Regions from separate parts of the Homo sapiens genome. Here all the other regions are linked to region 2. A link is a loop called in an ENCODE intact Hi-C map of the cell type or tissue named here. Cell type or tissue: heart left ventricle. All regions are shown on one strand. Region 1 overlaps LOC107984199 (a long non-coding RNA gene). Region 2 overlaps AKR1E2 (aldo-keto reductase family 1 member E2). Region 3 has its middle 13 kb from the start of LINC02561.

Evidence for each region. A loop is a pair of places that touch in the nucleus more often than their neighbours do. Peaks named below come from ENCODE experiments on the same cell type or tissue, not always from the same donor. Only the 100,000 strongest peaks of a DNase experiment are listed, where the experiment ranks them.
Region 1: a loop joins it to region 2, with 4 times the contacts of the local background. A loop is called at or near these places in 28 of 110 quality-filtered maps.
Region 3: it touches region 2 in a loop (24-fold over the local background); 88 of 110 quality-filtered maps call a loop at or near these places.

The regions. Positions count from the first base shown.
Region 1 is chr10:5,620,153-5,628,152 of GRCh38, reverse strand. LOC107984199 (a long non-coding RNA gene) reads left to right here. Exons shown (of 2, transcript XR_001747344.2): 2 at 3,328-3,756. Among named protein-coding and RNA genes, the nearest start is that of LINC02677, 5.9 kb to the right of the region's middle. In heart left ventricle, a CTCF peak has its summit at 4,824 (motif pointing right); a DNase peak (open chromatin) is centred at 4,852; H3K27ac peaks cover 737 bases.
Region 2 is chr10:4,846,320-4,854,319 of GRCh38, reverse strand. It overlaps AKR1E2 (aldo-keto reductase family 1 member E2), which reads right to left. Exons shown (of 10, transcript NM_001040177.3): 9 at 7,090-7,172; 10 at 6,258-6,832. The coding sequence ends at 6,790. Among named protein-coding and RNA genes, the nearest start is that of AKR1E2, 24 kb to the right of the region's middle. RefSeq lists an enhancer at 4,329-4,623. In heart left ventricle, a CTCF peak has its summit at 4,476 (motif pointing left); a DNase peak (open chromatin) is centred at 4,479; H3K27ac peaks cover 3,197 bases.
Region 3 is chr10:5,280,200-5,288,199 of GRCh38, reverse strand. It overlaps the pseudogene AKR1C7P. Among named protein-coding and RNA genes, the nearest start is that of LINC02561, 13 kb to the right of the region's middle. RefSeq lists an enhancer at 3,440-3,734. In heart left ventricle, a CTCF peak has its summit at 4,503 (motif pointing right); a DNase peak (open chromatin) is centred at 4,539.

The DNA of each region.
Region 1 (8,000 bases), 770 kb before region 2:
CCTCCTCCAAATTCATATTTTGAAGCCCTAACTTCCAATGTGATTATATTTGGAGGTAGGGCCTTTAAGGGGGTGAGTAAGGTTAAAGGAAATCATAAAGGTGGGACTGTTCTCTTCAAAAAAACTGGTGTTCTTATAACAAAAGGAAAAAGACACCAGAGATCTCTGTCTCAGACAGAAAAAGCTACGGGAGGACACAGTGAGAAAGTGGCTGTCTGCACGCCAGGACAACAGCCCTCACCAGAACCCAACCACACCAGCACTTTGACCTTGGACTTCCAGCTTCCAGGACCGTGAGAAAATAAATGTCTGCCGTTTAAGCCATCCAGACTGTGGTACTCCGTTATAGTAACCAGTGAGACAGTACCCACCCCACCTGCAGTCCTGGAAGGCACAGGTCAGTGTGTGGGTTCTGGATATTTGTGGCTTTAGCAACTGGAATTTTTATTTATTTATTTGAAATAGGGTCTGACTCTGTCACCCAGGCTGGAGTTCAGTGGCGCAATCACAGTTCATAGCAGCCTTGAACTCCTGGGTCCAAGTGATCCTCCTGCCTCAGCTTCATGAAAAACTGGGACCACAGGTGTGCACCACCATGCCTGGCTATTTTTAAAAATGTTTTGTAGAGATGGGATCTCGCCATGTTTCCCAGGCTGGTCTTGATCTCCTGGGCTCAAGAAATCCTTTCACCTTGGCCTCCTAGATTGCTGCGATTATAGGCGTGAGCCGCTACGTTCGACACAACTGGAATTTTTAGATGCCAATGTAGTCTCAACACTTTCTCCAGACATCCACACTAATGTGGTGAGGTGTATTGCTGGCTTAAAACAACAACAGGCCGGGCGCGGTGGCTCACGCCTGTAATCCCAGCACTTTGGGAGGCCGAGGCAGGCGGATCACGAGGTCAGGAGATCGAGACCATCCTGGCTAACACGGTGAAACCCTGTCTGTACTAAAAATACAAAAAAATTAGCCCAGCGTGGTGGCGGGCGCCTGTAATCCCAGCTACTTGGGAGGCTGAGGCAGGAGAATGGCGTGAGCCCTGGAGGCAGAGCTTGCAGTGAGCCGAGATCATGCCACTGCACTCCAGCCTGGGCGACAGAGCAAGACTCTATCTCAAAAAAAAAAAAAAAAAAACAGCAACAACACACCACAACAACGCCAACGTGTTCCCTGCCTATCCTCCTTCTCACTGTGAAACATATTTCGGACTGTGGAGAAAGCTTTCTAGTTAAGCAGGAAATTCCTTTCCATCTTTCAGGGCCCAGCTCATTTCTGACCCTTGTGAATGTTCCTTAATTTCCTCCCAGACTGAAGAATCCTTCTCTTTCTGGGTTTCCAGGTACCTTGCTTGTAACTCTACCCAAAGCACTTTGCTTTTAATTCTATAACAGTTCCTATCTTTCTTGATTCGAATACTTTATTCACGTGCTTGTAAAGTTTCCCAGACTGCAAGGACCTTGAGGCTAGAGGCCAGGTCCTGTCTGCCCTCACCCCAGCAGCTCCATGCCCAGCACACAGCCTGGCTCAGAGAATGAGCTCCGAACATGTTTGCAGGATGAGGGCCAAGGTGAACAGTGGCCTTCAGGGGCCCTGGCTGCTGGTGCCATGTGGGAGGGACATCTGTTGGTTCCCATCCGTCATTCCGGTTGCACCTGGCTGCTGCGCTCATTCGGCACAGAAGGCTGAACCGGGCACCTCAGTCATTTTTATTTTTTAACCATCATTTCCCAGGGTGACCCTGAGCCGGGCCGCAGCAGTGGAGGGAGCCCTGTTGTGGGAGCAGGTCTGGGATGACTGTGTGCTGAGGGCAGTTGTGAGGTCAGTGGGTAAAGGGAGGAAGTTGCCCTTTGGCAGTGTTTAAAATCTGGAATCTAAGTTTTATTCATGGTGTGGTGTAGATGAGTGAATATGCAACTATCTGAGTGTGTTCCCCACACAAGGGAGTCATCCCTCCCAGCAGATTTCCAGAACCTCTCGGAATAAACCTTCTGGCCCGTGTGTGGATCAACAACAGCTGCTCTCTCACAGCTGCCACAATTGTAGCTGTCCTTTAGGGCTTCTAAACTTCCAACCAGGGTGCCCTGGCAGAAAGCACTTCATGACGAGTCCAGAGTGAGCCCAGCATTGGGAAGGCTGCAGCACCTGTCTCCAAGCCAGAGTGGTGGCAAACCCAGAGACCAAGAGGGGCAGCCTTGCCATCAATGATGTCGCCTTTGGATCCCTGGGCATCTCCAAGGGGCTTCACCTGCTGCCCATGCAGGGCTCCCCACTGGATGCGGCCTGGCTCAGGGTCCACCTGGGAAATGAGAGCAAAAGCACATTATTATGATGGCTCCACTCTTTTCATGGGAAAAAGTATATATTTAGGATTAGCCAGCTGGATGCAGTTTATTTTATTTTTTAATTAATTACTTTTAATTTTTGAGATGGGGTCTCACACGGTTACCCAGGCTGGAGTGCAGTGGTATGATCATGGCTCACTGTAGCCTCAACCTCCTGGGCTCAAGTGATTCTCCCACCTCAGCCTCCTGAGTAGCTGGGACCACAAGCGTGAGCTACCATGCTGCGCTAATTTTTAAAAATTTTTAAAAATTTTGTAGAGATGAGGTCTCACTATGTTGCCCAGGCTGGTCTTGATCTCCTGGGTCCAAGGGACCCTCCCACCTTGGCCTCCCAAAGTGCTGGGCTTACAGGTGTGAGCCACCATGCCCAGCTCTGGACACAGTTTAGATGACCCGGTTTTGTGGGCAGCATCCAAACCATCTTAGCCAGGTGCCAATTGAACCTCGGGCCTGAGCAGGGTATGGGCCTTGGGCATACCGATGTCGGAGGGCTTCTTTCCAGCCTGTTTGCCCAGCGCCTGCCAGCTTTGACATCCATAAGAAGCACGTGTGTGGTTGTCTTCTGTTAGGCTGGTGCAAAAGTAATTGCGGTTTTTGCCATCTAAAGTAATGGCAAAAACCATGATTACTTTTGCACCAATCTAATAACGTCTTTATGGCGGACTCGGGTTGGGGACGCTCCTTCGGGTGCTCTTCCGAGGATAGCTGGGCTGTCTCCGGAGCTGCAGCGTCTTGGGCCGCCGGAGGGTGGCTGACGGCGGATCTACTTTTTGTGGCTGTGGACACCTTTCAGCACCGCCTCCTTGGTCCTCAAAGCCCCTACTGTGGCTTGGGCTTTGGGAGGGGCAGGCGCTTCCTTCATTACCTTGGGCGCCATCTTGAGAAAAGGGTCCTGGCAGTTCCGTTTCCGGTGCCTCCCGCGGGTGGCGAGCCTTCGAGATGGCCGCATCGGGCAAGTGCTGCTGTCTTCTCTGCTTTACAGATGTGGGGAGGTCTGGGAGGTTAAACCGTTTCCTCCAGATCACATTCCCGGGAAGACGAACCCAGCTGTGCCTGACTGCTCCTTTCTTCTCACTGCTTCTGCGGAGGTGGAGACGCCCGCGTAGCCCGTGTTGTCTTCCTCTGCCCACTCCAGGCCAAGCATCCCCCTTCCTGTCACGCGCTCTTTGATGGCTTCACTGTCCTGGACACCCCCTCAGATCTGTGCTGTCTCAGAGAAAGCAAGCGAGAATGGGCCCACGGTGCTCCTCGTCTTTGGAAATGGATTTTACCTTTATAAGTGAGAGCTTTCAGAGGCACAGAGTCCTGGGGCTGCATAGGAACAGGGGGCCTGGTCGGGGCTCTTTTCCTTTCCGGGACCTCTTTCTCTATAAAGAAAATAAAAATGCGATTTGAGGACTGTTGGTACAAATATGAATGTAATCTAGGCTGGATTCATAACTGTATATTATTATTATATTAAAATTTGACTTGAAAAGAAGTGGGGGCTGGGCGTGGTGGCTCACGCCTGTAATCCCAACACTTTGGGAGGCTGAGGTGGGTGGATCACGAGGTCAAGAGATCGAGACCATCCCGGCTAACATGGTGAAACCTCGTCTCTACTAAAAAATACAAAAAAATTAGCTGGGCGTGGTGGCGGGCGCCTGTGGTCCCAGCTACTCGGGAGGCTGAGGCAGGAGAATCGCTTGAACCCAGGAGGCAGAGGTTGCAGTGAGCTGAGATCAAGCCAGTGCACTCCAGCCTGGGCGATAGAGCGAGACTCTGTCTCAGAATAAATAAATACATTAATTAATTAATAAGAGTGGAAGTAAGAACGTTTTCTTGGGTCCCTAAAATATTGTGGGCTCCAGACACTGGAGGATAAGTCACCCCGAGTGTCCTACCCTTTATAATGAGTGGGAATTTAGCCATGGGGCTGGGCCGAAAGGGGCTGCTTTGGGGAAGTGATCCTTCTGGGATCCTGTAACTGCTGAAGATCAGAACAAAAGGGGAGATTGTTGAGGTTAGCTTTTTAACTTTTTTGAGACAGGGTCTCACTCTGTCACCCAGGCTGGAGTGCAGTGGCGTGATCTTGGCTCACTGCAGCCTTGATTTCTCATGCTTAAGCAATTTTCATGCCTCAGCCTCCAGAGGAGCTGGGCTGGGACTACAGGTACACACCACCATGCACGGCTGATTTTTTAATTTTTTGCAGAGACAGGGTCTCCCTATGTTGCCCAGGCTGAGGTGAGCTTTTTAGTGTCACCATTAAGCTGCTTGAAGCTCGGGGTCCTCTGCATGTTCTTAGTTTTCATGAATGAGCTGCAGGTTCACCCCTAAATATTTGCCAGCCACTGCTCAGGCACAGGTTTGTGGTCTGAGTCGTTGGTGCGCAGACGTCCTGAACTCCATTGGCCCTGACCTGCGGGTGACAGGTGCAGCAGGCTCAAAAGCTGCCCAGGTCCATTTGCACCCTCCTGGTGTTTAGCGTTTGGCCACACGGGGGCACGAGCGGGACAGCCTAGATCGGCCTGCGTCCCATCTGGGCCGTGGGAGGAGCCGCGGGAGAAGCCTTGGGCCTCGCCAAGCTGACTGTGGCCTGGGCCCAGGAGGGTGTCATCTAGAAGGCCCCTGCTCCCTGCCACCATCAGTAATCCCCAGCCCTGGAGGCATTGAAGGCAACTCAGTCCCAGGGAGCCACGGGCTGGGTGGAGCTGGGCCACCCTGATTACAGGTCGTTCAGAGCTGGTGGCCTGGGGGTGTCACACCCCGGGCCTCGGACTTCTTACCTGAAACACGCAGGGTGCCTGCGAAAGGTCTCAAAGGTCACTTTATGCTCTCAATTCTTCTAAAATTAAAATTAATTTAAAAAGACTTTTTCAGCTTTATTGAGGTATAATTAACAAATAAAAATTGTATATATTTAAGGTGTACATGATGCTTTGATATATGTATAGACCGAAATGATTATCAGTCAAACTAATGAACAAACCCATCAGCTCACGTAGCGACAGTATTTCTGTGTGTGTGGTGAGAACACTTAAGATAAAATCTTTTAGCAAATTCCCAGGATACAGTATTATTAACTGTACTCATGATGCCATACATTAGATCTCAAATAACTTACTCATCCTGCATAGCTAAAATGTTATACCCTTTGACTGACTCAGATCTTAATTCTGCAGAAAATGCACCAGGGCTGAAGTGTAAGGAGACAAGGAGGGTCTCCAGGGACCACCATAGGATTTTTTTTTTTTTTTTTGAGACAGGGTCTAGCTCTGTTGCCCAGGCTGGAGTGCAGTAGTGTGATCACAGCTCACTGCAGCCTTGACCTCCTGGGTTCAAGTGATCCTCCCATCTCAGCCTCCTGAGTACAGCTGGGACCACAGGTGTGCGCCACCACATCCAGGGACCGGAGGAATTTAATCCAGTTGAGCCATCAGCCTGGGTTACAGCCTCCTGCCCTGCAGCCTACTCTTCCCAACCCTGGGTGGAATGAGGCCACCCTGTTGGTCAGAACCAGCTCCTGAAAGACCCTGGCAACTTAGACGTGAATCCCAGTGAACTTTCCTCATGACAATGCTAAGTCTCTACCCTGGAAAAGCTGCAGCTTCAGGACCATAACATGCAACCCATGTGCTGGCATGATGACAGGGTCCTGTGCCACAGAGACCCCTGCTCTACATGCGACGATGCACCCTCTGCCCTCTCCATTGCCCCATAATACCCTCCTGTCACTTTCCCTTGGAGAGACACTGCTTTGAGAATATGCCCAGTGCCCTCCTTATTGGAGCCAAGTAATAAACTCATGGATCAAAACTTGCATTCTCACAGAGAGTCATTGTTGCTTGACAGGGGAATGAACCCTGCTATTTTTCGGGTAGCAGAAGCTCATGTTTCATGGCACGGCCAGTTTCTGATACCTGCTTGGCCATTACCTTGGCTGGGTGACGTGAGGCAAGTCACCTTTCCTCTCAGATTCTCTCTTTGTGTGTTGTTGGCCCTGTCATTTCATTTTTTATTTTTGTTTTTGAGACAGTCTCATTTTGTCACCTAGGCTGGAATGCAGTGGCATGATCTCAGCTCACTGCAACCTTCGCCTCTTGGGTTCAAGCACTTCTCGTGCCTCAGCCTCCCAAGTAGCTGGCACTACAGGTACACACCACCATGCCTGGCTAATTTTTGTATACTTTGGAGAGACGGGGTTTCGCCATGTTGTCCAGGCTGGTCTTGAACTCCTGAGATCAAGTAATCCTCCTGCCTCAGCCTCCCAGAGTGCTGGGGTTACAGGCGTGAGCCACCGCACCCAGCCAGCCCTGTCCTTTCAATGGACCCTAGCTTGTCTGGGAGCATTCTTTGTGGGGTGAGAGGGGAGTCCATGTAAACTTTGTTTTCTACCTCCATCCCCCACACTGGCTGAGGAAGTTCTGGCTGGGGGCTGTCTCAGAGGAAGGGGGCTGCCTACAGGGGGCCAGGTGATTCCATCACCCGGAACCTCGAACCTTCCACTGTCCTGCTGCTGAGGCCTGGAGGGACAGTTGAGTCTGGGGAGAAAAAAAGCCAGGAGAACTGTGCCTGAAGTAGAAAGTCCACTAATTTGTCCCACAACCATAACCCTGCACCCCCGGCTCCCACGCGGCTTCGTCCGGACCCGGCAATGAACCGCTTCCCCAGGTGCTTGTTATTTAAACTGTCTCCACCATCCTGTGACTTCTCTTAAATTTAACCATCTTGGTGTCTTGCCATCCGGCCCCGAACAGGGGTGTGGAGGAGTTAGCTGGGTGCTGACGGATGAACGCAGAGTTCTGGGTCCTGCTCCGGGTTCGTTTTGTAGAAATGTATCGAGGGAATGAATCATTTTCATCAATGGGTGTTTTCCCTCCTATCTTTTCATTTCTTTTTGTTTTAGGACATCTTAGTATCTTGGAATTCTGGGAAGGAGAATGTAAACATTTTTCAGAACCAGCATTTTCCCGTCTTCTGTTTGGTCTGGGGCGTGTCTTGGCCTCTCCTGGGATGTGGTGGCTGTGGAAGGCTGGTGGGGGTGCACCTTCCACAGCACCCCGAGACCCTGGGTAGCTCCCACGTGCCTGCTCTTGCTTTCAGCCCTAAGGGCCAGCTGGTGGGGCCGCCACTCAGCTCAGGGCTGGTGCAGGGCGCTCAGGGCATGTCTTTTGTCCTGATGGGCTCTGGAGGCCGCAACCTCAATTCTGCCTTTTGGTTTTCCCAAGTGAAGGAGAAACACCCAGCCCGGGGTGGGTGGGATGACGCTCGGCTCCGAGTGGAGGCTGGAACACAAAGTGAGTTTCTCCGGAGTGTGGGTTCCTCCTCTGCCATGTGGCAGCCTCCCCATTTCTTCCTCCTCCCCCTGTCCCACGCACTCATCAACCACCTAAGCCTAAACCACTTTCCCAGCGGCTCCCTCCTCCTTCCTCTGTGGATCCTGGGACTCTGTGGCCCATGAGATACCTCCAGCTTCCCTGACCTGGAGGCCAAGGTCACCTGCCCAGTAGCCTTAACTTTGGCAGGGCAGGTGTCCCGAGACCTCCCTCCCTGGGACCCCAGCCACCTCCCCCACAGCCTGCCCATTCTCCATCCCCCCTCCCTGTAAGCCAGGCTCCAAAGCCAGTCATAACAAGGCACAAGAAAGGAAAGCGGAGAAAAGGAAAAACGTGT
Region 2 (8,000 bases):
GAGTTAAAGACCAGCCTGGTCAATATGGTGAAACCCCATCTCTACTAGAAATACAAAAATTAGCTGGATGTGGTGGCATGCACCTGTAGTCCCAGATACTCGGGAGGCTGAGGCAGAAGAATCACTTGAACCCGGGAGGTGGAGTTTGCAGTGAGTTGAGATAGTGCCACTATACTCCAGCCTTGGCAGCAGAGCATGACTCTGTCTAAAAAAAAAAAAAAAAAAAAAAAAAAACAGTAAAGGAGTAAAAGAATGGCTACTCCATAGACAAAACAGCCCCAAGGGCTGCTGGCTGCCCAGTTTTATGGTTATTTCTTGATGATATGCTAAACAAGGAGTACATTATTTCTGCCTCCCCTTTTTAGACCCTATAGGGTAGCTCCCTGACATTGCCATGGCGCTGGTGGGAGTGTAGCATTGAGGACGACCAGAGGTCACTCTCATCGCCATCTTGGTTTTGGGGGATTTATTGCAACCTGTTTTATCAGCAAGGTCTTTATGACCTGTATTTTGTGTGACCTCCTATCTCATCCTGTGACTTAGAATGCCTTAACCATCTGGGAATGCAGCCCAATAGGTCTCAGTCTCATTTTACTCAGCCCCTATTCAAGGTGGAGTTGCTCTGATTTAAATGCCTCTGACAGTTGTCCCCACTTTCAGTTGTTCCATGTTTCCAGACCAAACCAAAGTCTATCTCACTTATACGGATTGGTGTCTTATGTCTCCCTAAAACATATAAAACTAAGCTGTAACCAGACCACAATGGGCACATGTCCTCAGGATCTCCTGAGGCTGTGTCATGGGTCATGGTTCTCATATTTGGCTTAGAATCAATCTCTTCAGATATTTTACAGAGTTTGGTTTTTTTTTTTTTTTTGGCAACAAGTTCCTCATTGCAATATTGCAATTAACCTTAAACAAACTACTGTGTGTCCAGTCTAATGTATCAAAGAAATACAATTATCTGAAAAAGCTCTAAATATGCCTCCTTTTTCCAACTACTAATTTATGAGGCTGGGGTTTTTTCATGAAGTTTAGCCAAGACATTTTGATTGAATGCAGACTCAGATATGAAATCTACAAAGCCAGACTTATTAAATAAGTTTGCAAACATATAAAACAACGCCAATCTTGTAAATATTTTTCTTTTGCCTTGGGGAATATATTATGAGAGTTTGGCTCTGGTTACTATATGCTACAATAGTTTTTAGGGGCTTACTTTCCCCATTGCTTTGTAAATGATTCTAACTCCTAATTGAATTCAATTTCTTTGTTTCTTCTAGTAACATCTATCCCACTCTGATCATTTCCTGAGGTTTCCTAAATGTTCTTTTGTCTTAAGACATAGCCCCACAACCTCTTTTATCTCTTCAGCTTTAAAATATCCCTCAAGGTCACAGACACACACAGAAGGAAGACCATGTGAGGACACAGAAGGAAAAGTCCTGGAGAGAGGCCTCAGAAGAAACCAAATCTGTTAACACCTTGACCCTAGACTTCTAGCCTCTAAAACTGTGAGAAAATGGATTTCTGCCGTGTAAGCCAAAAAAAAGAATAAAATATTTTTAGAACAAAAACAACAAAATAAAATGAAAATAAAAAAGCAGCAGCAATTCCAGCAGACCTTGCCAATCCATCTCTGTTGTATTTTCTGCTTGCAAACTGTCCTAACCTGCTTCAGCGTAAATTCATTAGACACCAGGTGGGGTGGCACAGTGGTGAAGGTCTGTCCCTGCAGCTGTCACAACTCAATCCCACTTAATCTAACTTAATTTCAGAGATTCTCTTCCTTTGGGTAGTCTCTAGCTAACGGTATTCTCCTTCCATTGATGGAGCTATTTCTGTCTTATTATTTTACAAGAATTAATCGCACCACAGTTTCTGTTGTTGCCCAGCATTTGTTCAGGGCCCTTTGTGCCTGCAGAATCTTCTTCACTAATGAGGGCCGTGATCTATCTTGACAAGAGAAGGAGCCTTTTTCATGCTCTTCAGCTCTTTGAGAATTTTCCACTTCCCCCTAGAGATGCTGATTTTTCTAGCCAAGAAATTGCTGTTTCCGTATCTCCTTCTGATTTAAATATACCGCCTCTGTTTAAAATCAGGGCTGGAAGTAAATTAAGCATATAATGGCTTGAACTCGTGTGACTCACCAATCCAGTCTCACAGTAATTGTTTTTCAATGATTTCCCAGGTGAAGTAATGCTGGTCACCATTGGAATAGAGTTTTGCAGGTTTAATGAGCTCTTCTGTTTCTTTCATCCAAATACTCGTCAATACTGCCAAGAAATGTTTGATTTTCCACTGGCGTCACATGGAACGGAGCTGTGTGTTCAAAGGGTCTGGCACTGTCACTGGGCCACATGCCAGTCCTGTGGGGTGGAATGTGTCCTATCTTCTCGGGAATCAACACCAAAAGTCTCACCCTCTTATTTACATAGTTTAAAAAGATTAATTCCAAGAGAAAGAGTACCTAGTTAACTGTTTCCCACATGGTATGTAATTAAAAGCCCAGCCTCTGAAGCCAGATTTCCCGAGTCAAATTCTACTTACATCACTTTACTAGCTGGGTATTTGCGGGTAATTTACTTAACTTCTCTATTCCTTGGTTATTTCATTTATAAAACAGAAATAATGGTAAATCCTACCTTTCTGTGAAGATTCAGTTAAAACCTGTAACATACTTATAGAATAGTACCTGGCACACAGAAAGCATCGAGTTAGTACTAGCTAATGTTAGGGAGGGATTGGTGTTGGAGCATGGATATAATTCTAAGTGGCAGAGGCGATACGTGACAGAAGTGCACATTAAAAATTGTAGTTTTCCTTGTTCTCCATGTGTTCAAAGTACCAGAAACCAGTTGGTGAAGACAGGCTTCCAGTCCAGCTCTAGCCTCCTAGTGAGGACTGCCAGGCTATGGAAACTGGGCCTAGAGTCACGCCCATTAGCCCTCTCTGCCCAGAGCAGAATCCAACCGGGAGTGACAATGACCACAGTATGGTGGATGTCACATCATCTAATGTTGCTAACCTAGGTCTGGATAGTTGATTTGCCCCAGTGTATGGATACGTAAAAGAATTCAGTCCTGTGAAAATATGCTGCATAACAAGAAAAAGGAACACAATGAAGACACAGGGTCTTGATCAATTTCATGATATAAAATGAAAATGTGCCCAAACCCAGCCAGAGCTGGTCGCATCACATGTCACTGTTCTGTGATCGCCTCCACATGCGTGCCTCTCCCATTTCAACTTGGGTGTTTAAGGGCAAGACCAAGTCTCCCTCATCTTTATAACTAAGGAATAACAATAAAGAAAGCTTGTTGGAGAGCTGGGGTTGAGCTTGAAGCATTGTTTTAGACACATAAAGTTTAAGGTGCATATTAGATGTCTGTGTGAAGAAAAGGAGAAATGGAAGAAAGAGAAAAGATGGAGAAATAAACGTGCTAAAATGCGAATTTTATCATTGATTAAAGTTGGGAACTAATAAATAGTGTCTAAATGCACAGTTCCAAGATTGTGCACATAGTCACCCTGCGGCACCCACAGTGAACTCATAGGAATGCCATGGGGGATTTCACCAAAGACATACAAATGGCCAATAAGCACATGAAAAGATGCTCAGATCATTAGGCAGTAAGGAATTGTAATGAAATCCACAATGAGACACCATTGAACACCCACTAAAACAGCTGTAACAACAACAGGGGCAGACCAAAACTAATGCTGGCGAGGGTGTGGAGAAACCGGAACCTCGCACATTGCTGATGCGACTGTAAGCCTGTGCACTTTGGGAAACAGTTGGCAGTTTCTCAAAACAATCAAACATAAACTGCCATCAGTCAGCGAGGCCCTGCCATCCTCCCCAAGGTCTCTTGCTCCTTGATGCCCATTTGATGCCCATCCACACCTCCCGAATCTGTTTCCAGCTTTTTAAGCCTTTGATTACCACTTATCCTTGGATTTTCCATTCAAATAAAATACGAAAGTGCCAATGAGGAGAAGCAGCTACTGAAACGAGTATCTGAGTATCTCCCAGTCTTAAAGTCAGGAGAGATGCCCACAATCATTTGACGCAGAGGGTCCCTTAAGGGCACACGTTTACACCTCCTCTGTGGACCTTGGTCTCCAGGCCCCAGAGTGGGGAAGAACTTACACAGAAGTCACATTCCCTAGAGAAAAGCAGGGAACCAAAGAAGGGGAGGGCTTGTCAGCTCCACTCAGAATGAACAGACAAGAGGGGCCGGGTTATCAATTACCATCTGAAAAGGGAACTGGGAAATACTGCTCAAGAACGAGGCTGCGTAACTTCTGTGAAACTTTTTAAGCTTTGCAGTTGCCCAGTGTTTGCCTATTTTTGCTATCCATTGTTTCCTTCCTCACTGTGATTGTACAAAGTTGAAGAGGTCTTAAAATCAAAGACAGTAAAAGGCTGCCATCTCCTGTTAAGAGCCGCAGATGCACTGGACCATTAAGTGCTTCCCAGCGCCACCTGGTGGCCAGCTTCACTCAGTTTTCATGCCGGCTGGAAGTAAATCCATGAAATGCAAATAACGTAGTGGATCCTCATTGGCCAGCTATCGTGAGACACCTGACGTATTACTGTTAACCAACTCACGCTACTGTGCAATGGAGCGCTGAGACTCATTCCTCCCAACTGCAACTGTGTCCTTGCTGACCAACCTCTCCTCATCAGCCATCCACCCCTGCCCTCCCCAGCCTCTGGTAACCACCATTCTACTCTCTACTTTTAAGGTCAATGAACAATGGTTTAAGTATAAGTGACAAGGAAAATTCACAAAATAGCAGTTAGATTTTTGACTCTGTGGGAGATAAAATACAAGTCACACACCTACACACGCATGTGTTCACAAGAGTGCTACATGCAGATGACTGTGTCACCTGCTGCATGGCACTATGCCACTGAATCCTAACACCTCTAGGTAGACAGTGACAAAGAGTTTAAAGGTTTAAAAGGTTAAGTAATTTGCACAAAGTCACACAGCTAATGAATGATAAGGAGTCACGAACATGGAAAAATTAAAGGTCCATGGTGGTGGACAGGGCCTGATCGTAGGAAGGTCAAGAGACTCTCCCATTTCCTCAGTCCTTTGTAAACAGTCTTCTGATTAAACTCTCCCTGGAAATTTGGTCAAACCATGACACCCCACCCTCAATCCTACCCCCACTAGGGCGAGGCTCCCATGAAGCTCTTGCACCAGTCATGTCTTTTCGTTTTGGTGACACCCGCAGCAAAGTCCTCTCTTGAGGCCAAGCTAGAAGGTTTCTACACATCCCTGCACATCTGGAAGGCTGGGCAGGGAGGTGGATGAGAAACTGAGGAATGAGGCAATGGCAATGATACTGGTCGCAGTAACAATGCATTCTTCCTAGAACATAACTTGGGCCAGATGCTGTCTCCACAACCGGGAGGTGCTGCAATTCCTCCACTGAGTGGACAAGGACACTGAAGGCTGGGAGGTGAGGCAGTCTGCTCAGGATCACAGAGCTAGAAAAGCACAACTTTTATCTGCAGAACCCACACCTCTGACTCAGCTGGCCTGCTTGTGATAGAGTGAAAATGGGAAGTGATGTGGAGGGGAACTGTCCCCAAACAGTCCCCTTCAGCCACTGGGCAACACCTCCATATCTTCCCTGAACCTGATGCAGAGGGAGGAGGAAATGAGAGGCTTGTTTGGAGGCTGATGTGGGGGACACAAGAAGCGGGAAGAGACCATGGAGTAGACATCAATTTCTTTCTGGCTTAACTCATTTTGAATAGGAGCCAAGGGCCTGTGAGTTGAGAAGTTATATCCCTGGAGATCCGGTATGAATCCCAGGGCACAGGAGCTAGGCCAGATTCACTGAGCAGACAGCAAAGACAGGGATCATGGCGTCTGGACCACAGGAAGTCCATTAACCCACACCCTCTACCAACGCCTGGGCGTGAACACCATGCTCTGCAGGGCCTCCTTCTGATACATGAATCTAAACAGGCTGAATGAGCAGATGTGAGAAAGTGAGCTGTATTTCATCTCCGCTATGGGGGTTCCCCAGGTATAATCTGACTTATCAGAAGACCGTATTAAAAACTAGTATTTAGGAATTAACCAGCTACTTGGGGGGCTGAGGCAGGAGGATCACTTAAGCCCAGGAGGCGGAGGTTGCAGTGAGCTGAGATCACTTGACTATACTCCAGCCTGGGTGACATAGTGAGACTCTGTCTCAAAAAAAAAAAAAAAAAGAAATTAAAATTCAGATTTTTAAGGAAGAAAAAAGCCTCTTTATTGAACTGAAACAGTGTCCCAGACTTATCCCATTTTCCTTCTCACTGGGGGAAGGGAAGGACTCTGCTTTAGAATAACCTGGGGGTCACTGGCAGGGCACAGAAGGAAGTGTAGGTGACGCGGGCTGGCCTGGGGCACAATGGGTGGAGCTGCGCAATGGGGCAGAGACACATTACACTGTTTCCTCAGCTCTGTAGATGGCTTAAATAACTCCATAAGATAAAGTTTTCTTAAAATGTGAAGGCAAATTTCACTGATGACTCATCAGTGTATTTGTTCAGAGTAGAGGCCACACAGGCTGTCTTGGAGAAACCCCATTGCCTTCACTTAGAACACACTCAATTCTCCAGATTTGTCAGAGAAGGTGGCTCTTACATCCCCCTCTGACTGTGTGGCTCCTGTCCCAGGCACAGCTGCCCTGGCGCTGTGATGACAGAGGAGGGTCAACATTGCCAATAGTGTCTGTGCATCTGGGCTGAGCAGAAACAAGGAAGGGGAAGCGTCCTCAGTATTCTATGTGGAAAGGATAGTCTTTGTGATTTTTAGTTCTGAAAAACAGAAAAACAAATCAAAAATAGGAACAAAGAATGATTATTTTTTAAGAGAAACATTTTAAATGGTATATACTTTTAAACTCCCCAGTGCATGAAATTAGCTTCATTCAGTGGCTCATCTTCAAACAGGAAAGAATTATAATGAGAAAGTTTAATTAATCTAAAATGTGTATGATAAATACCTATTCAGACACCAATCATTCAATCTGTATATTCTTCCCTCTGTTTTAAAAAGAAGGAGCCATATTTACATGGGGAACATGGCCAGTCGGAGATTCCTGTTTAGGCTGAGGATGTTATCCATATCGTGCTGTGTTAATTCAAAATCAAACACCTGGAACCAAAACACAATGTTTGTAGAAAACTTAGTTTAATTCACATTTAATGGAGCACATGTTACCTACATAGCACAGTGCTAGACCTGCAAGGGACACAAAGATGTAAAACAAACACTTCATCAGACACTTGGAACTTCCCTGAATCACAGCCTGGATTCCCCAAATGCCCTTTGATTTTGATCATGTGACTGGTGTTGGCTTGGCCTTGGCTACATTTAGGAAGCCTTGGACAGATGGAAATATATACTGCACTCATCTTAGTGGAATAAAGGACATATGGGAATTGTTAAAAGTTATAGCGGCTGGGCGCGGTGGTTCACGCCTGTAATCCCAGCACTTTGGGAGGCCAAGATGGGCAGACCACGAGGTCAGGAGTTTGAGACCAGCCTGGCCAATATGGTGAAACCCCATCTCTACTAAAAATTTAAAAATTAGCCGGACATGGTGGCATATGCCTCTAGTCCCAGCTATTCAGGAGGCTGAGGCAGGAGAACCGCTTGAACCCAGGAGGTGGAGGTTGCAGTGAGCCGAGATCGCACCACTGCACTCCAGCTTGGATGACAGAGTGAGACTCCATCTCAAAAAAAAAAAAAAGGATGGCACAGAATTTTTCCCACTGACTCTGCTACCCCTCAAAACCCCAACAAAACAATTTGTTCCATACACCTGCCAACTAGGGACCCACTTGGCCCTGGGACTATGAACTCTAACAGTACCCATATCACAGAGTACATTTTCTGAGTGATCCATTTTTCTTCCTTGAAAATAGTATTCTTCTCAGCCCTTCCCTCCCCTTTTGTTGTCCCCACACACTGAGGAACAGG
Region 3 (8,000 bases), 430 kb before region 2:
CTCACTACTTCTTACATTAAAAAAAAAAAAAAAAAAACCCATGCTCAGGCTGCTCTCATCTTCCACCTGCTCAGAGCCGCTCCACTCCTGGTTAGAAATGTGAAGGGCCAAGGGCCTAGGGGGAAGTGGAAACCAACATGAATACTTGCTGGCAGCTTTGCTGTGAGGTTGTTGGGGCTGGAAGTATTTGCCAGGGAGTTTCGACCATCCAAACCTTTTGTCACGTAAGAAGCCACTGTGATTCAGAACATTAGGTAATTCGATGGGAAGACTTAGGGGGCACAACATCACAGTAAGGACTGAAATACAGCCATCCACTCAGTTCATGGCAGAGAACTTGAAGTGTCACACTCTGGTCACGGTAACGTAAGGGCAGCTTTGGGGTTGCTTTGGAGGGATTGCCCCCAAAATGAGAGACCAATGGATGGGCTCAATCTTGGTAGAACTCTGTCATGAGATATCACGAGATAACAGCTGCCAGAAAGGGTCAGTAGGTTTTCAATGACATAATTATCCATTTCATCCATTAGGCATAATGTGTGTCTTACATATGTTATATGTAATGTTTATTACTCTTAGAAAAGACAGAAAAAAGTGCCATAGAGAATAGAACAAAATTCCCCATAACCCCCTCATTTACCATAATAAATTGTAATACGTGCACGTGCTTAATATTCAGACATTTCAAATGCACTAAGTGAAAAAGAAGCTTCCTTAATACTCTAATTGGTGTTTTTACCTTAAGTCACTGCAGGAACGAGAAGCTTTTTTCCTGCGTGTGTGTTGTGCTGTCTTTTGTCCTGCTGTTCTAGGAAGCTTGCTAGGGCAGAATCTCAGATGTAGTCATTAGACTATCCACTGTTTGAAATTTGAGGCAGAGCGTGTACATATTATCATCCTAACGTTGCAACGCCAGCTTGGTGAGGTGACGTCTGTGTCCTGGGTAAAACCAGGCCAACTATTGACTGCAACCCTTACTAATAACATAAACAGTTGATTAACACCTATTTTGCATGTTATATGTATGGTATACTGTATTCTTATAATACAGCAAGCTAGAGAAAAGTAAGCTAGAGAAAAGAAACTCAAGAAAATCATAAGGAAGAGACAATATATTTGCTACTCATTAAGTGGAAGTAGATCATTACAAAGGTCTTCATCCTTGTCTTCTTCACACTGTGTAGGCTGAGGAGAAGGAGGAAGATGAAGGGTTGGGGTTGCTGTCTCTGGGGTGGCAGAGGCAGAAGAGGTGAAGGAGGGGGAAGGGAGGCAGGAGAAGTAGGCACACTTTGTAATTTTGATTGAAAAAAATTCATGTATAAGTGGGACTGTGCAGTTTAAACCTGTGTTATTCAAGGGTCAGCTGTAATATGTATGTAGTGTGTGTGTGTGTGTGTGTGTGTGTGTGTCGATTGACCTGTCCTTCCTATTGAGTGCCTTAGAAAAATTCTCCCAGTATCAGAAGTTTTCCCGTTGGTTATTCTTGTACAATTGATTCATATGGAATGAGATGTGATTTTTCCATGCTCCAGGGTGAAGCCAATTCCACTAATTTATTTGGGAGTAGAAGCTTACAGGAGGTTAGTTGCTGTCCTCGGAGTGTGCAAGTCTATCATGGAAACCCAAATGATCAAAAGGGGAGCAGGAGGCCAGCAGACTATGAAGATGCTATTGGATAGCAGAGACATGGGCTCAACCTAAATGCCCGTCCGTGGTAGACCAGATAAAGAAAATGTGGTACATAAACACCGTGGAATACTGTGAAGCCACAAAAAAGAACTAGATCACGTCCTTTGCAGCAACATGGATGAAATTTGAGGCCATTATCCTAATCAAACTAACACAGAAACAGAAAACCAAATACTGCACGTTCTCACTTACATGTGGGAGCTGAACAACACACAGGGATACTGGGAGGGGAACGACAGACATCGGGACCTTTTGAGGTTGGAGGATGGTGGAGGGAGGGGATCAGAAAAAATATTTATTGGGTACTATGCTTATTACCCAGGTGACAATCTGTACACCAAACCCCTGTGACACAGTTTACACATATAACAAACCTGCACATGTGTCCCTGAACCCAAAGTAAAAGATTAAAAAAAAAAAGGAAAATGCCATTGTGGAAATACATGGATTTTCTCTGAGTCAGGCAGATCGTTGACTCCTCTTACTCCTGTTTTATAGACCCCCAAGAGCAAGGCTGGTGAAGCCACCGAAGTGGCTATTGATGCAGGCTTCCGTCACATTGATGCGGCGTTCTTCTACCAAAACGAGGAGGAGGTCGGAAAGGCCATTCGAGAGAAGATTGCTGATGGCCCTGTGAAGAGAGAGGACATTTTCTACACCACTGAGGTGAAATTTCTGTGTGTGCAGTGGCCAGAGGCCACCGTCAGTTCAGATGTATTATTTAGAAAAACAATGTGGTCTCAGAACAATGTATTTACCTAATATTGTGAAGGCACATTATCAAAACATAGGAACAATGTATTTCTTACCTAATATTGTGAAGGCACGTTATGAAAACATAGAAAAGGCTTTTCTCTGAGATGTGTGAAAGGTGGGACACTGTTCTTCAATGTCTCTGAGCGGCAGGTATTATTCATATATGAGATGAGATCGATAATACTTAAGTAACTGTTATACGATTACCCAAGGCATTCTGGGGCCACTCCGTTGATTGTTCAGTAATTGTTCTCAGGACGTATCAAGTGAGGTTGGGATGTTATTCAGAAAAGGGAGCCAGACTGGGAAATACTTTTTTATTTTTCAACTCAGCATTGAGTTTCCTGAATGTTATAACATTTTCCTAGGGTGGAAAACCTTTCTTCCAATGTAAATAAAGCCTTGGTTACTGGCGATACAGCCTATGCCTGTTTACACTGACGACAACTTGTTTTTAGAATGCATCTCTCAGCAGAATTGTTTTGAGGAATTCATTATACAGGACAGTAGATTCCATTCCCCGTGTCCTGACATTTCTCGACTGCTCTCAGAGGACGATGCCATTAACCCTTGATGCATTAAAGTTGATTTTCCTGCTCCATCTAAGTTTTATTCACAGTTTTCTTACATTGCAGTCATTCAAGTAAATCTCAGCATCTCATCAAGGATGTAATTTACCCTGAATAATACAAATGTAGCCCCAGTTCTTCTAGTTTGAGACCACAGTGTTTTGTTACTCATGTGTCAATTTCTGTTATGTTTAATTTTGGTCCCCAAGTGTGTGAAATCATAAGCTACTTTTTATTTCTTTTGTTCACTGCAGCTTTGGACAACTTTCTTTAGACCAGAATTAGTTCGCCCAGCCCTGGAAGGGTCACTGAAGAAACTTCAACTGGACTATGTCGATCTCTTCATTATCCACAATCCATTGGCTATGAAGGTCAGCTTTTGTTTTTTCCTTCTTATGCCCCAAACAGTTTCATCACTGTTACTAGCACCTCCATTGTCTCATTCCAGCTTGATTTCCTGGGTTCTTTCCGAGAGGGGTAGGTTTGAGTGAATTGCATAGAATTGCTAAATCATTCACGAGTCTCCTTCACAGCCGAATGACATTGCAATTTTCTGTCTGTGCTCATCCCCCAGCCTTAAGCGAGATGCAGGTTCGATGATCTCACTTCCTCTATGCTAGAAACATGAGGGCATTGCCCTGCATTTCTTAGTGCTTGTGTTCCTGAGTGTAGGTTCTGAGCTATTAGGTTACTACAGACTACAGAGATACAACGTGAAATCTCCACCTCTTTATGGTGAGGGTCTCTCCCGTATGTACCCTCAGCCCACAGGAGAGAGAGGTACATGGGATGGCACATGTGGCACAACTGGACTCCTTTGGGCTTCAGTGATCCAACCTCTCATCACAGTGGACATTGGCTGAGCACATCTGATGTCCTCATTATCCAAGTTGGGTGAGCATAAACGGGGGCTAAACACACTGATCAATAGTTATGGTAAGCGCTGTCTTCCACACCAGCCTGTCCTTCAGAAATGAAATAAATTTCAACTGTAGGGACGGCATTCTTAGTGAAGTGTGGGGGTGTATGGAGGAAGGAGCCTGCAGGTAACTGGAGAAAAAGTGTTTTGCTACAGTCTCTCAGACTGTTCTCATCTTTCTTTTTTCCCATGTCTTCTCTTACCAACCCTCACCCCAAACACGCACATGCACATCCACACATATCCATATCCACACACATACACTCATGCACACACACATATGCACACAGGCACACACACATGCACACACATACACACGTCTGCACATGCAGACACACAAGCACATACATCCACACACATGCACGCATGCATGTTCAGATTAATAATCACAGCCTTCTGAAAGTGGTGTGGCTAAGCTCCTTAGGCGCCAGAAAGGGAATTCTCATAGAAAACCTTCTTCTTTATCCTCTGTTTTCCAGCCTGGGGAGGAATTGCTGCCTAAGGATGCCAGTGGAAACATTATTTTTGATACTGTGGATCTTCGTGACACATGGGAGGTATGTTCTGCTGCAGACACCAGGTGGCACTGTGTGGTGAGGTTGGAATCACAGAAGGAGGGGTCAAAAGAGATGGGGTTTTGCTCCAGCAGTTGTTTGACCTCAGACGTGGAACTTCTCTGCGCCTCCGTGTTCTCATCGTTGAAGTGAGGGAGTGGAATGAGATAACCCCTACGGTCCATTTTTAATTTTAACTTCTATGGCTCTACATAGACATGGAAGCAGCTTTACCCCTGAGATCAGGTTGAGGACATGAGCCCTAAAGAGGAGTCAGCATAGAGAAGCACAAAAGGAGTCAGCGCTTTATCCCGGGACAGAAACACATCACAGAGGAGGAATAGCTGCGGCCTGACTCAGCAGGAGGGTGGAAGGTGCAGGACAGTGAACCCGCCCTTGCAACACCTATACCATTCATTTATTTTTATCGTTGTAGAAAGAGGTAGCAACAAACCCTTTACTAGAGGAAAAGCTGAGAGTTTCTTTTGCCCTTGACTATGGTGTAGTTTGTTAACTATTGCATCCTAACAGCAAAATAGGTACCATAGAAGAGAGTGGGATAGGTAAGAGGAAATGGAAAAGCAGCTTTATGTTTATTTGGTGTCCCCAGTGTGCATGTAATAGAATTAAGGAGACAAATATGTACGCAGAACAAGAAAAGGCATTCAAAATTAATTTATTCAAGGGATAAAACGGTTTGATTCATTATAATCGTAGTATATCATAAATCAGATTTTCGGTTTATAAAAAGTCAGTGACAAACGAAATGGACAAACTACAGTAAAGGTCTACCACCCATTTCCTCCCTCCCCAGGCCCTGGAGAAGTGCAAAGAAGCAGGTTTAACCAAGTCCATCGGGGTGTCCAATTTCAATCACAAACTGCTGGAACTCATCCTCAACAAGCCAGGGCTCAAGTACAAGCCCACCTGCAACCAGGTGAGCCGTTAGCCCACCGGGGCCTTCTCTGACTTTCTGCTCTTTACACACTTCCTGCTTAATCATGCTTCCAAGTTTCTGGCTTTATATCACCTGTGTAGATGACAGCTACTTTCATAGAAATAGAAAATACTAGAGAAAAACAGTTTGAGTGGAGTAGAAGAGCCTGACTTCAGTTCTTTGGGGATGGGTGTGAAGTTCCTATGAGACAGCCAAGCGGAGGCAGAGTTGGGAGGTGGTCGCTTTGGTCTGGAGCTCAGGGGGTGGAGGTGGAGACACAGTGTTTGAAATTATTGCTGTATAGATGGTAACAACTCACAGACAAGGATTAGCTCTCCTAGGGAAAGTTCATGGAATGAAAAGGAACAGGCAGGAAAGTTCACAGGAGAGGGTGAGGCAGAGAGGCACTGGCAAGGAGATTGAACAGGAGCTGCCAGACAGGTGGAGACAGCCAGGAGACTGTGGTGTCGGGAGCCAAAGAAAGAGCATTGAAGTGGCTTGAGTCAGACATAGGTAGGTCCTACTGTGAGCAAACACTCCAATAGGGAAAGATAAAAGTGGCTGGATTTAGTGGCATGGAGGTTATGGGAAGCCATGCAGGGCCTGATCCAGAGTGGTAAGCACTAAAGCCAGATCAGAGGAAAGGAGTGAGAAAGAGGAGGTGTATAAATCGTAATCAAAACATATGATTTTAAAAGAAACATCCAATATAGCCAAATATCAAACATGATTTATGACATTGTTAAGTTTAAAGCTTTGTGTAGACCATTTTGATAATTATACAAAAAGCAGTTCAAAAATGTATACTCTGTCTTAGTTTTATATTTCTAGGGATATTTGTAGACAAGACGTGTTAAAAACTCCCATCTATATTATATAGTAATATAATATATATTAACATATATATATAATTTCTAAAACCAAATGATTAGAATTTTGAATATCCACAAATGAGGAATTAATTAAAGTTCTGATGGCTTCATAGAGATCTTTGAGAGGATATTATGAAGACTAATAGCAAAAAGGGAAAGCTTATGTTATAATATTATATCAAAAGTATATCAGAGAATTATATACTATTCTGTTTTTCAGGATGCTTTTAAGCCACAAGAAACAGAAAACTCAATTCAAACGGGCTTAAAGTTGATTCATTTATAGAAAGTTTGGGTCTTTGTTGCTCTAGAAGCTGTAAGATACTCTCTTGAAATGAATATATTTTGTCTGTGCTCCATGTTTGATCGCTTCAGAATGGCTCCTCATGGCAATTGGGCTATAGGTCTCCTCATTCATGTTCAGCACAGCAGAGAGGGTTTTCTGGAGCTGTTTCTAAAGAGAGAAGAATAATGGTCACAGAAGTTTTCTAGCAATTTTTTTCTCATGTTTCATTGGCTTGAACAACATATTGTGCCTTTCATAAACCAATTAATGTAAGAGAAAGGAAGTTTGTGACACAAAAGTGTGAACTGGCTTCTTCTGGGGCACAGAAACTGAATATGGAGGAAGGGAGAAATAACTGAACAAAATCAGGATTCTTATAAAATATGCTAATCTATACTATTCAGTACATATACTAATTTTAAATTATTTAACATCTTAAGAATAATAAAAATGACTAAAATTAAGCACACAAAATGATTAGAGGTTGCTACGTGGTTCTGGTAAAATTCTAGGTGACCTTGTTGTATTTTTTCCTATATCTGACATGAAAATATTTCTTTTATAACTTTTAAAAGTTTTTATTTTTGTAAATTTTTAAAAAAAGATATAGAGAATATGAGGAGTTCAAAAAGTTCATGGAAAAATGGAATTAAAAGATGTTTATAAATATATGAACTATTTTTCAAAATAAGCTTTACCAAATTCAGTATAGTTTTTAAAGCATAAGTATATGCTTATGAGTATATGAACTAAGTATGTGAACTAATAGCAAATAGTAGCCATTTAGTTCATCTCTAAATAACTGAGAGTCCTGGTAATTTAATCATGTCAATGTATTCTTTTTATTTTTTACATTATTAACTGTAAGAAAAAGAGTCTCTGTTAAAGATTCTTAAAGATTCAGACACAAAAAGAACTCAGAAGGAGCCAAACCAGGACTGTAAGGTGGATGACTAATGATTTTTCTATCAAAATTCTTGCAAAATTGCCCCTGCTTGATGAAAAAAACGAGTAGGAGCATTGGTATGGTGAAAAATAATCTCTGGTGAAGCTTTTTGTGGGTGTTTTCATACTAAAACTTTGGCTAATTTTCTCAAAACAGTTGCTATTCTTCTTTAGCCCTCCAGAGAGTCAATAAGCAAAATGCCCTGAGCATCCCAGAAAACTTGCTATGACCTTTTCTCTTGATTAATCTCCTTTTGCTTTGCCTGGATCATTTCCACATCTTGGTAGCGATTGCTTTGATTTTGCTTTGTCTTCAGGATTGTACTGGCAAAGCCATGTTTCACCTCATTTTACAATTCTTTGAAGATGCTTCAGGATCTTGATCTCCCTTACCTAAAATTTCCTTGGAAAGCTTTGCTCCTGTCTGTAGCTGATCTGGCCACAACAGTTTCGTCACCCATGAATTGGAAAGT